Linked DNA regions of Homo sapiens: region 1 is linked to region 2. A link is a contact called in ENCODE Hi-C or POLR2A ChIA-PET data. All regions are on one chromosome and are shown on one strand. The core of a region is the stretch at or near the end of the contact, and the rest is flanking DNA. Distances in the headings are between cores, read along the strand shown. Region 1 overlaps PHEX (phosphate regulating endopeptidase X-linked). Region 2 overlaps PHEX (phosphate regulating endopeptidase X-linked).

What was found. A loop is a pair of places that touch in the nucleus more often than their neighbours do. ChIA-PET counts read pairs that join two places held with the same protein, here RNA polymerase II (POLR2A). Pooled maps may share reads with other maps.
Region 1: a map of PC-9 shows a loop between it and region 2 (6-fold over the local background). The contact joins two enhancer-like sites. A Hi-C loop is called at or near these places in 1 of 168 maps with a recorded cell type or tissue (PC-9), 2 of 37 single-sample maps with no recorded cell type and 5 of 50 pooled maps. POLR2A ChIA-PET finds 5 or more read pairs at or near these places in 4 of 52 experiments (GM12878, OCI-LY7, Panc1 and 1 more).

Annotation. Positions count from the first base shown.
Region 1 is chrX:22,115,531-22,121,535 of GRCh38, forward strand. All of the region lies in intron 11 of PHEX (phosphate regulating endopeptidase X-linked), which reads left to right. Among named protein-coding and RNA genes, the nearest start is that of PHEX-AS1, 54 kb to the right of the region's middle. Within about 2 kb of position 1,886, at least 2 of the 41 ENCODE cell types and tissues checked have a DNase peak (open chromatin) inside an H3K27ac peak, as active enhancers do; they include PC-9, where a contact is called at or near this core.
Region 2 is chrX:22,057,185-22,063,532 of GRCh38, forward strand. All of the region lies in intron 3 of PHEX (phosphate regulating endopeptidase X-linked), which reads left to right. Among named protein-coding and RNA genes, the nearest start is that of PHEX, 28 kb to the left of the region's middle. Within about 2 kb of position 3,592, at least 2 of the 41 ENCODE cell types and tissues checked have a DNase peak (open chromatin) inside an H3K27ac peak, as active enhancers do; they include PC-9, where a contact is called at or near this core.

The DNA of each region.
Region 1 (6,005 bases), core at 636-3,135, 57 kb after region 2:
TAGATCCCCATAACTTATTCATCTTAGAACTAGAAGTTTGTACCCTTTGATCAATATCTCCCCATTTCCCTGCCCCCAGCCCCTGGCAACTACTGTTCTACTCTCTGCTTCTATATTTTAACTTTTATAAAGATTCTACATATAAGTGAGATCATATAATATTTGTCTTTCTGTGCCTGGCTTATTTCACTTAGCATAATGTCCTCTGGCTTTATCTATGCTGTTGCAAAAGGCAGGATTTTCTTCATTTCTTCATTTTTATGGCCAAATATTCCATTGTGTGGTACACACATGCACACATCGCAGTTTCCTTATGTATTTATCCATTGAAGGGTATTTAGGTTTATTCCATATCTTGGCTATTATGAATAATGCTGCAATGAACATGAAGGTGCAGATCTTTCTTCCATATACTGATTTTACTTACTTTGGATATATACCCAGTAGTGGGATGGCTGGATTGAATGGTAGTCCTATTTTTATTTTTTTGAAGATTTTCCATGCTATTTTCCATAATGGCTGTACCAGTTTACATTCTTACCAACAGTATATGAGCGTTTCCTTTTTTTCCAGGAATATTTTGCCAACACTTACCTCTTAAATTTTTGATCATAGCCATCCTAACAGGTAGTGAAGTGCTATTTCATTATGGTTTGATTTGCATTTCCCTGATGATTAGTGATGAAAACCTTTTCATAAACCTCCTGTTTATGTGTCGTCTTTGGAAAAATGTCTATTCAGATCTTTTGCCTATTTTTTAATCAGATTATTCGTTTTTTCACTATTGAGAGGGTGTATTTTGAATTAGAAACATGGATTTGGCCAAGTTTTTTGTCTGCATTTTATTTTTGATGAATTATATTTTACAAATGTCATGAAGTAAAAGATCCAGGCATGATTAATAATAATCCGTGTAGTCAATAAGATACAAATATATGAGCAGCTTGGATGCAGGTGGTCAATAAACACTGAATTAAAGGGCAAAGACATTGTAATGTCATGATTGTTCAAATGATTGGTATCACGTAGTGATACATAATAATACCAAATGGTTGGTATTATGTATCAGTACATAGTCATTATTGATACATAATACATGATTATGTATTATGCACTGAAGTTTGCTTTGCAATACCATATCTAAGTACATTTGTGGCAGGCCAGGTCTCACTAACACAGGCCTCCATCACAACTGTCCCAGCACGTACTGAGTAGCTAGGTTAAACATTAAAAGCTGATTGAACCACTGCCCATATACAAAGCCTGGAATGTAACAAAGAGCCCACCAAGAGTTTTGCCTAGGCTTTTCCTGGATCTTGAAGCATGACAAGATAATGAATGAATTCTTAACAGGACCCTTTTAGGATTAAACAAGTTTTATTGGGGGTCTGAAGAAACTCCACAGGCCTCCACAAACAAGTTTACTGGGGTCTAAAGGAACTCCCCAAACCTTTATGATTTAGCAGGAGACAAGATAAGGGTAATTACCTCAGTACCTAGACCCATTTAGATTAAGTAAACTTACTGAGGCTCCAGAAGAAGGTCTTCAAGACTCACACCTAGTTATAGATTAAAAGAAGTTAATCATTTATGTCTTTCGACGATTGCACACTTTCACGTAGACATATAGCTTAGAAGGTATATGAGCTCTAGAAAACTTTGTAACTTTGAGTTGGTCTGGTGATAATTTCCAGGCTTTCTCCCTGTAACCAGTGGCAGAAAATAAAACTCTGTTCTTCCCCAGTTCATTTGCATCTCGTTATTGGGCCGTGAGAAATAGCAGCCTGACCCTCAGTTTGGTCTGGGAACAAATTGACCTATGTTAACTTGTTTTTACTGTCTAACTATGAGACTTTATGTTTGAACCTGAAAGTTCCCTTGCAAATAATTCCACTGAGGAATTAATGGCTTATTTCAAAATACTCAGTATTCTCATTGCGTGTTTTCTTTTGCTCTTTGGTCAGAGTAAATAGATTGAGATCTTATCAGATAATCACAGTAGTAATATTATAATCTCTGGGAAGGCTATAAAAACAATTAAAGGATAATGAAAGATTTAAAAAAATTATAGCAGGTTTTTTGGCAGTAGAAGAATTTTAACTAATATGAAAAGTATGTGGATTAAACTTGTTTTTCTCAGTTTTGGTGTGAAAGTCCCTTTTCCTTGTGTCAGGGTATGACATTCTAAAATAAAGTTAATTTTGGCATCTTCCCCCTTATTTTGATGTACGTGGGGGTAGTTTGGTAGTTAGGCAGATACTCATCTCTTTAACGTAAAATTGTTTGCCTCCCTTGTGCTGAAGCTGTTTGCCTCAGGGAATACTTAGGTTGGAAACTTATAAGAGAAATATCTGGCCTTTTATAGCCTTTTTTTTTACAGGGCTCCCATCCAAGAACCACCTGGAACCACTGATTTACTTGAAAAACATTCAGTATTATTAGCTACAGTCTAAAGAAAAAGAAAAACAGAAAGATCCCCAAAGGGGCAAATTCCAGAGACCCTAACTCAGATGGAAGGCTGCCATTGTTTATTTACCAAAAAAGTTTGTTAAGCAAATGAATACAGTCAGAAGCTTAAACTTCAGGTATGTCTCAAATTTACATGTGTACATAAATCACGTGAGCATCTGCTTGTTAAAAATGCAGATTCTCATTGCATTTTAACAAGGTTTTTTTTTTTTAAGTTGTGTTTGGGGTAGGACCCAAGAATTTGCCTAACAAGGTTCCAGGTGCGACTGCTGCTGCTGGTCGTGGACCACACTTTGCGCAGCAAGGTCTTCTCATGATTCATTTGTTTGTAAACAGCACCAAAAAAAAAAAAAAAAAAAAAAAAAAGCCTCGGTGACTCACAAGAGCAGGCCAGGCCAGTTGACATGAATAGCAGTACTTTATTTACCAAAACCGGTTACATTAGTGCAAGTAACTGCTTTAATTTTCAGATCATTGAAAATTTCTGTGATTCAGATTGGTTTAAATGGACTGTGAAAAACCCTGCGTTAGGACCTCCAGGCTTTATCTTTTGAAAACTGATACCTAGGTTTTACTAAGAGACTCCCGCCCCACTTCTCCTCCGTGTCTGTTTTGAGAACCTCTTGATGACAGAGTTGGCCCAACTGCCTGTGGTTGGTACCCTCTCTTCTAAAGAGTGAGTGGGAGAGAGCAGTTCACATTGAGGTTTCCTACCTATCAGTGTTCTCCTCCTTTTCACTGGGGAAAACACATAATTCTATATTACTGTTTCACTAAGACTTCCTACATCCAACTGTGCATTTGGACACACCGATACACCAACGTTCTCATACTCATTCACACACACAACCATGGGAATTTAGCAAATTGAATTAGAAATGAGAAGAATAGCATGTAGAAAAGGAGAGTCCTTCAACAGAAAGCCACCAAAAGAGGTCATATAGTACAATCCCTTGCCTCCCAGTTAGCAGGACAGAGCCTTAACTCGTGAGATTGGCTGCAAGTGTTGCTTTGTCTTTGCAGTCCAAAGTAGCACTACCCAATTGAACTGGAATATGAGCCACATATTTTTTTTGAGACAGGGTCTCACTCTGTTGCCCAGGCTGGAGTGCAGTGGCGTGATCTCGGCTCACTGCCACCTCCGCCTCCCTGTGTTGGGATTACAGGCATGAGCCACTACCCCTGGCCTCCATTGACTTTTATATTAACATTTTCTCCCTCCTTACCTCCCTTTCTTCCCCCATTCCCCAGAACTAAAAATCATAACTTTGTCTATCAGAGGACTTCTTTAATTTTTTATCTTATTTAGATGAAGATTATTTATAATTTTAAAACATTCCATTAGCTAAGCATTTAATATTACTTTTGTGGAAAGTTACATGAAAGTGGGACTCCCCTAGAGAATTGATGATATATCATCACTGTAAATAGAGATGATGCTCTCGTTCCACTGTGCCAAGCCCTGATCCATATGCTCATGACCTAAATGGCAGGAGAGAGGATTAGTTGTGTTCAGGAAGGATGTCTAGAGTTATCACTTGCTAATTTTCCCCTTTATTTATTTTTATTTTTTAATACTCTTGTCTTTTTCTTTTTCTTTTTTTTTTTTTTGAGACAGAGTCTTGCTCCATCACCCAGGCTGAAGTGCACTGGCATGATCTTGGCTCATTGCAACCTCTGCCTCCTGGGTTCAAGCCATTCTTGTGCCTCAGCCTCATGAGTAGCTGGGATTACAGGTGTGCACCACCAGGCCCAGCTAATTTTTGTATTTTTTTTGGGTAGAGATGTGGTTTCCTCATGTTGGCCAAGCTGGTCTTGAACTCCTGACTTTAAGTGATCTCCCTGCCTCAGCCTCCCAAGGTGCTGGGATTATAGACGTGAGCCACCACGCCTGGCCTTGTTTGATTATTATTATTATTGCTTATATCTGTAATGTATAAGTAAGTGCCCCAGGTAGATACTCATGTCCATGGAGGGCAGGTGAAGGTTCCAACGAAGGCCAGGGAATGAAGGGATTGTCACCATGGGCCTAGTTGTGACTGTGATGGTCAGGACATATTGGTTTTAAAATGTGGTGATGATAATAACAGTAGCAGTTAGCTTTCACTGAGGTTTAACTAGCTGTCTGGTATTCTTTTAAGTGCTTTCAGTGTGTGAACTCACTTATCCTCACAATGACCCTGTTACTGCTGTTAGTGCCCTCATTTTCCAGATGAGGAAACAGGCTCAGAGAGTTGAAGTAAATTCTCTGGAGTCATATAGCTTGAAAATGGCTTAGGTAGGGTTCAAGCCCAGACAATCTACATGGAAACCAGTGTTCCATTCCCTTGCTTATCTCTGAAGGCACTTGAATCTTTGCCAGTTTTACGAATATGAGGAGACCAGAACCTTCTTAGTGGCTTATCTTATAATTACCCTTGTTAGCAAATTATTCTAATATTAAGATCCTAAAAGGGCATACATTTCATATTTTTTAACATTTCAGAGGTAGGAAACAGTTGGAATAGGTTTGGCTTCCAGTATTTCAAAATTTTAAATATAAATATAGTGGAAACCTAATTCATATCCAACCAGTTGACATCACATTTTTGTATTCATATAATTCTCAGGAGAAAGACGGAAATGATAAGAAGCAAGCTACTATTGATTTAATCTAAGAATAACCTTGCAGGTATATCTTTGGCTCAGTCTACACACTGAGCTCAATTTCTCGTATTTTGTACATACGTCATTCTAAGGAGTGATCCCTGATGTTTGCAGTGGTAACCCAAAGGCTCTGTAAGATTTATTATCAAAGTTTAAAAAAAAATGTTTACCATTCTCTACTAAGGCGGAAATGTGAATATATACATCAAAGAAATTTTTTTTCTATTGTGTTGATGGGAAAAAAGGCCTTGTTGCTGTAACTCTAGTTTCTAGAAAATTCAGTAAAGCTGAAGTTCCCATGTGAACATTTTGGCTGGGCTAAGTTCTTCTGTATAAACCATGTCTTGGTTTGTTTCATTGTAGACACTATGTCCCCAAACTGCTTATCTTTATTCATATATCTCATCTCTGCCAGTAGGTATTTTTTGCTGCTCCCTCAAATTTTCTGCATTTTTCTTATAGAGTAAACCCTGCTAAAGCAAATAATTATTTTGACACTTGTTAAAATAGTAATGAAGACTATTCAGGACTATTGCAAGAGGTGTCAAGTCTATTGCAACAGGGGAGAAAGATTAGGCCCAACTCTAAATACAGCAAAGATAGCTGGAGATTTATAGCCAGTGAGGAGAATGAGGGGGTCAGTGGATGGAAAATTATGAAGAGGAGACATCACGAGCAGGGAAATTCTTGTTAAACCAACTTGACAGGATTCTTGTGGAAGGCAGGCCAAGGTGATCAGGATGGGGATTCTTTCTAAAGTGACTTAGCAGGATTCTTGCTACAACTGGACTAGACAGGCTTGTCGAGGACAGGATGGGGGTGGGAGGCTGGGAGGAGGGTAAGGGCAAGACGTACTTGAGAAGAGGGCTCAGAGGAGCCTGACTAAACTT
Region 2 (6,348 bases), core at 2,342-4,841:
GGGTAATATTTCTACCAGACAGCATTGCTCTAGAGCCCTGAACAGGCTATTAGCAAGGTGAAATATCTGGGAATAACTCAAATGGATTTCAGTGCTAGAGAAAGCTCAGAGAACACCTTTATTTAAAATAGTCCTCTGGCTGGGTGCCGTGGCTCACGGCTGTAATCCTAGCACTTTGAGAGGTCAAGGTGGGCAGATCACTTGAAGCCAGGAGTTTGAGACCAGCCTGGCCAACAGAATAAAAAACAACAACAAAAATTAGCCAGACCTGGTGGCATGTATCTGTAGTCCCAGCTACTCAGGAGCTGAGGTGGGAGGATCACTTGAGCTGGGGAGGCCAAGGTTGCAGTGAGCCAAGACTGCACAACTGCACTTCATCCAGGGCAACAGAGCGAGACTCGATCTCAAAGAAAAAAAAAAGAAAGTCCCCTACCCAATCTCCAATCCCTTTGTATTTGTGTCCTTTGTGGTCCTTATAACCATCTGAAATGATGTCATTTGTGTACATGCTTGCTGTTCTTCTCACTTACACCCATCCCCGCTCCTGTAGATGTTAAACTCCATGAGAACCAGCCCCTTGTCCATTTTGGGTGTCACTGTGACCGCAGCACCAAGCATAGTGCCTGCCATAGGAGGTGCTCAGTAAATACTTCCTAAAGAAAGGAAGAAAAGAATGTGCCCTCTGTGGTTGGCTGAGTGCAGTTGTGGGGGCAGCTGACTGGGTAGGGAGGAGTGGCTTTTTCTTCTCCGTTTCACTCCATCTCCTCCTGTGCCCACAGTCCCAGAAGACTCTTGAGATGCAACTGGGGCTTGCCCCTGAAAGGAGGGGAAGCAAAATCATCAGTCATTTTCCATTTGTGTTCTGGGCCTCAGGAAGGCAGGACAGGGACGTGGGCAATGAGACAGGCCTGGGCCCTTCTAAGACTCCCTGTTGGTGGGATCTGATGCAAGTTACAGACAAGAAAAATAACTTGCAGGTGGTTCAAGTTTGGGTTCTGAGAAAAGAAAAAAAAAAAGGGATTCTGCCACTTATCAGCTGTGTGGCCATGGGCAAACTACTTCTTTCTGAGCCTCCGTTTCTTATCTGGTGATACTGTTGGACAAATCCAATGAGATGCGTAGAAAGTCTTCTACACATGGTTCAATAAATGGAATCCGTTGCTACTGTTAATTTCACAAGGATTAATGTTTTAAAAGCACTTGGCACATAGTAGATGCTTAAGAAATGTTCTGCAGCCAAATAAAAATAACTTAGAAGAAGACCTTGACATCACTATTAAAATAAAATATTGTGATCTAGTTTTTTTTCTCAAACTCCCCACATGCCTGTAAATAAGGAAGCTGGTTCTGAAAGAGGCAAGGCTGGAGATAAAAAACAGCAGATGAGGACATTTGTACGTATTCCCAACTTGCATTGCCAGACCTTGGTCATGACCCTAAACCCTGGACGGTTTTGATAATCTAATTGTCAGATAACACATTCATTGGAGGCCATGTGATTTTTAAATCACTCCCACAGGAAGAGAAAGAAGAGGAAAAGGGAATTGGTAAAAATAAGAATAACTATCCTCTTACGCCGCTCTAGAGCTTCTCTGGATGCCACTTAAAAAAATTCTACCAATTTCCCTTCTTTTTTCGGACATGGAGTCTCACTCTGTCGCCGAGGCTGGAGTGCAGCAGCACGATCTCGGCTCACTGCAACCTCTGCCTCCCCGATTCAAATGATTCTCCTGCCTCAGCCTCCCGAGTAGCTGGGATTACAGGCGCCTGCCACCACGCCTGGCTAATTTTTATATTTTTAGTAGAGACAGGGTTTCAACATGTTGGCCAGGCTGGTCTTGAACACCTGACCTCAGGTTTTCCACCTGCCTCGGCTTCCCAAAGTGTTGGGATTACAGGTGTGAGCCAGCGTGCACAGCCCTCATTTCCCTTTGTTCTCTCTTCTTTCTTATCCCTAGGGGATCCTTAACTTGAGTCCACAGTCTTCCCACAAGAGGGCTGTCAATACAATTCAGGTACTTGGATGGGAAAAAATTGCACCTTTGTTTTCACTAACCTCTCACAGAATTTTAGCATTTTCTTTAATTATGAATGTAGGCAACAAACCCTGGTACTATTAGCAGTGCCTGTGACTTTGTTACCAACAGCAATCATGATTATTTTTCTACCTTATTGCAGATGTTGCAGGTATCTTGAAATGTTATGTACACGTATCACTACTTCAAAATTATAGTAGTTGTCAGACTCAAAGTTAGGGCTTGGTATTTAATGAATTAATCAAATAGCACATATATATATTTCACACAGTAAAAAAAGTTGTGCTGTGTTTTGAAATACCTGTTTTTCTTTGTAAGCCTATGTTTCTTATTTTATGTACTTATAAACATTATTCTCAGAATGGTCCATAGGTTTCAACAGACTGCTCAAGAGATGTAGGCAGAAAAAACCATTAAGAACCCCAGTGTATGTAAGGATTGCTAGAGCAAGATTCAAGAAGGCAGTTTTATTTAGCTCCAGCCTCTTGATCCATCTTAATTCAGGTGCTTGGAGTGGCATTGACTATTACGTGGCCTCATGGGTCCACTCATGCCCAAATCTTTGAGTACTTCACTGTCTAGACTCCCGGGGTAATGAGCATGTTACTGACAGTTAATATGTGTTTATGAGGATATTAGATGAAACTGGAGTTTGTACCAGTACCAACCCTTGAACTGATTAAATGCAGTCTTTATGATTGTCTATGCCTTGGAACCTGTATATTTTCAGGTGAAATTACTAAGGCTTGCCATGTGCTTATCATGAAAGCAGGGCATTAAAGGTCAATTCTGGGCCTGGCAGTGTACATCTGTAGTCCCAGCTACTCAGGAAGTTGGAGAGGGAAGAATGCTTGAGCCCAGGAATTCAAGGCTGTAGTAAGCTAAGATTGTGCCACTGCACTCCAGCCTGGGTGAGAGAGCAAAGCCCTGTCTCAAAAAAAAAAAAAAAAAAGTCAATTCTTATTCGAAGTGATATAGCTTTTATGAACAGTGCAAATGATTGGAAATAGTAATACACCAAGTAGAGTGTTTATCCATAAGCAGATACTACATGGTGTACAACAGAGCTAGCTTGTTATTCAATGTTGAAGACAGGGGCTGTTGATTGAACTTAGAAGGGTGGGGAGTAAGGGAGTAGGGGAACTGCAAACCTGGAGGTGCTGGGAGCTAAGTCCTAAGGGTCAGATCCAATATATATAGCTTGGCTTTGTTGGAAGGAAGGAATGAACAGGGCCTTTGGTGAGAGATGACAGGAGATAAGAGATGTTGAAATCCATTGGTGAGATTTTTGACTTGCAGCAGGGAATGCTAAGGTTTCTGAGAAGTGGAGCAATAGCCTGCAAAATGCTATGCATGGGAATATTGGCTGAAAAAAATGAATGGGAAAGCAGACAAGGGGGCATTTTTGTAGCATAAATATTGCCACACATTATGAAAAGTTTCCTGTGAGTTAGCTTGAATGTTGTAGGAGGAAAGAAACATTTCACTTTAGAAGATTGTGGGCTAAATTTAGGTTCCTTTGACTAAATATAAGTTCCTCAGCATGACTAATAACACAGGATATGTGCATCCTGAGAAAGACGTATACACCCACAATGACACTTTTCCACCTGCCCACACCCAGGTCCTGTTTTACAAGGTTGGTATGTTTAAGTGTATTTTACTTTGCAGTTGTTCAGAAGGATTGCATATTTTTGAAAAACTACTTCCTGAAAGAGGATGACTGTTTGGAAAGGAAAGAAAAATCCTAGCTGGCTTTGGTGGTAACAGTTGGGAGGCATACCCACGTGAGCTTTGGTGGTAACAATTCCTGAAGCTTCTCCAAGGGTCCACGTGTTCCTGCTGTTGGTTGCCAGAAGCCAGAATAATAATGGAGCTGAGAATATGGGATTTTTGTGAGAAATTCCAGGGGCATTCAGATTTCACAGCAGAAGCAGATGACTCAGATGTCCTGCGCCTTAGAGAGATGCGTGAATCCCTTACCTTTACCATACTCTGAATTGGTCAACGGCAGAATGGAAGCCCTACAAAAATTGAAAAGTTGGTTGCATGCTAACATTCATAGTGGAACTGAGTTGAAAATTTTATCCTTGTATTTCCAGACTCTCTGATTAGATTGTTTTAGCTATGCTCTCACCCCCAATTCTGAGAACTTTTCAACTGTGACTGAGGTGTGGATGGGTCAAGCATCTTTACAATGTGACAAAATCCCCATTTCTCCTCTGATTTACTACTAATGGGGAGATAATTCATTACTGTGAAGTGAGCCTTTAATAGATTAAAAAAGTTGTAAGAATATGTCACATAGGGCAGGACCTAACAGGGCTGGGCACTTTATTGAGGTGACCTTATTTAATAATATCATTAGTTATCATTTATTGGACTCTGAACTGAGCTCCCAACACGGAAGATGTAAGATTTATCTGCATTTTACAGATGAGAAGACAGAGGCACCAAGCAGTATAACTAGCCCAAGGTCACACGGCTGATATGCAATGGAGCCAGGATTAGATTTGGGCCATTTGACCTTTACTGCCTGGTAAAAGCCCTGAAAACTAGGAAGGTGATATTATTCCTGTTTTACGATTGGGCAAACTGTGGCTTAGAGAGGTGTATTAGTCTGTTTTCACACTGCTATAAAGAAATACCTGTGACTGGGTAACTTGTAAAGGAAAGAGGTTTAATTGACTCACAGTTCTGCATGGCTAGGGAGGCCTCAGGAAACTGAAAATCATGGCGGAAGGGGAAGGAGGCATGTCTTACATGGCAGCAGGTGAGAGAGAGTGAGCAAGAGCAGGGCAAACTGCCTTATAAAACCATCAAATCTCTTGAGAACTCATTCACTATCACGAGAACAGCATGGGGGAAGAATGCCCCCATGATCTAATCACCTCCCATGACGTTCTTCCCTCAACACGTGGGGATTATGGGGATTACAATTTGAGAATTCTGCCACTGAACCACCCATGCGGGGATTAGAATTTGAGATGAGATTTGGGTGGAGACAGAGCCAAACCATAACAACAGGTTAAGTAATTTACCCATATTCACACAATTAGAGACCTATAAAGATACCTTCCAGAGTAGTATTGTCCGATAGAAATATAATGTGAGTCACAAATGCAAGTCACATGTGATTTTATGTTTTCTAGGAGCCACACTTTAAAAAGTAAACGTGTCAGCAGTTGGGATGATATATTTTATCTACCCCAATATATCCAAAATACTGTTATTTCTACATGTAATCAATGTAGAAAACTTACCCATGAGGCATTTTCTCTTTTTTCTTTCTTACTAAGTCTTTCAAATGTGGTGCATATCTTAAACTTGCAACCCTTCTCCATTTGGACCAGCCACATTGCAATACCCAGTAGCCTCGTGGGACTACTGAAAAGTACAATTCTAGAGTGGTGGTTCTCAACCCTTGCTGTGCAGTGGAATTACTAGGGAGCTTATAAAACACAGATGCCTGAGGCCCATTCTCAGAGATTCTCATGGAATTGATCTGGGGTGCTGCTTGGGTGTTAGGATTTTTGTTTGTTTGTTTGCTTGTTTTTTGAGACAGAGTCTTGCTCTGTTGCCCAGGCTGTAGTGCAGTGGTGTGATCTCGGCTCACTGCAACCTCTGCCTCCCAGGTTCAAGCGATTCTCGTCCCTCAACCTCCCGAGTAGCTGGGATTACAGGTGTGTGCCACCATGCCTGGCTAATTTTTGTATTTTTAGTAAAGACGGGGTTTCACCATGTTGGACAGGCTGGTCTCGAACCCCTGACCTCAAGTGATCCGCCTACCTTGGCCTCCTAAAGTGCTGGGATTACAGGCGTGAGCCACTGCACCTGGCTAGATGTGAGGATTTTTAACGACCTCCCTCCCGACCAGGCAGTGCCCAAACTAACTGAGTAGAAAACTGTAGCCTTTGTACATTAGAGAAGTTTCTGTGAGTTTTCTGAGATGAGAACCATTCAGAATGACTGCTCTGGCAGTATGCTTTGCTAGTTGACATTAATGAATGCCAAGCAATGCCCAACTAATTTATTAATTTCTCTCCATTTACATTTCCCAACATGTTGACCAAGTCTCCAGAATAATATAAGAAAAGAGATTTTCTTTCTCTTGCTGATTTACACATTGGTCTGGATACATACCAGTGAAAGTAAATTCAGACATAAAATTCTACTCTTTTAATTGAGGTCAAAGGTGTTGGTGTCAGCCTGGAATCTCTGAGCTGTGGAGAAGAGGAAGTTGGGGTTTGAAAGCTGCAGGTGGCTGCCAGAATGAGACAAGTCTAGTGGGGAATGCGTGGGAGGTGCTGGG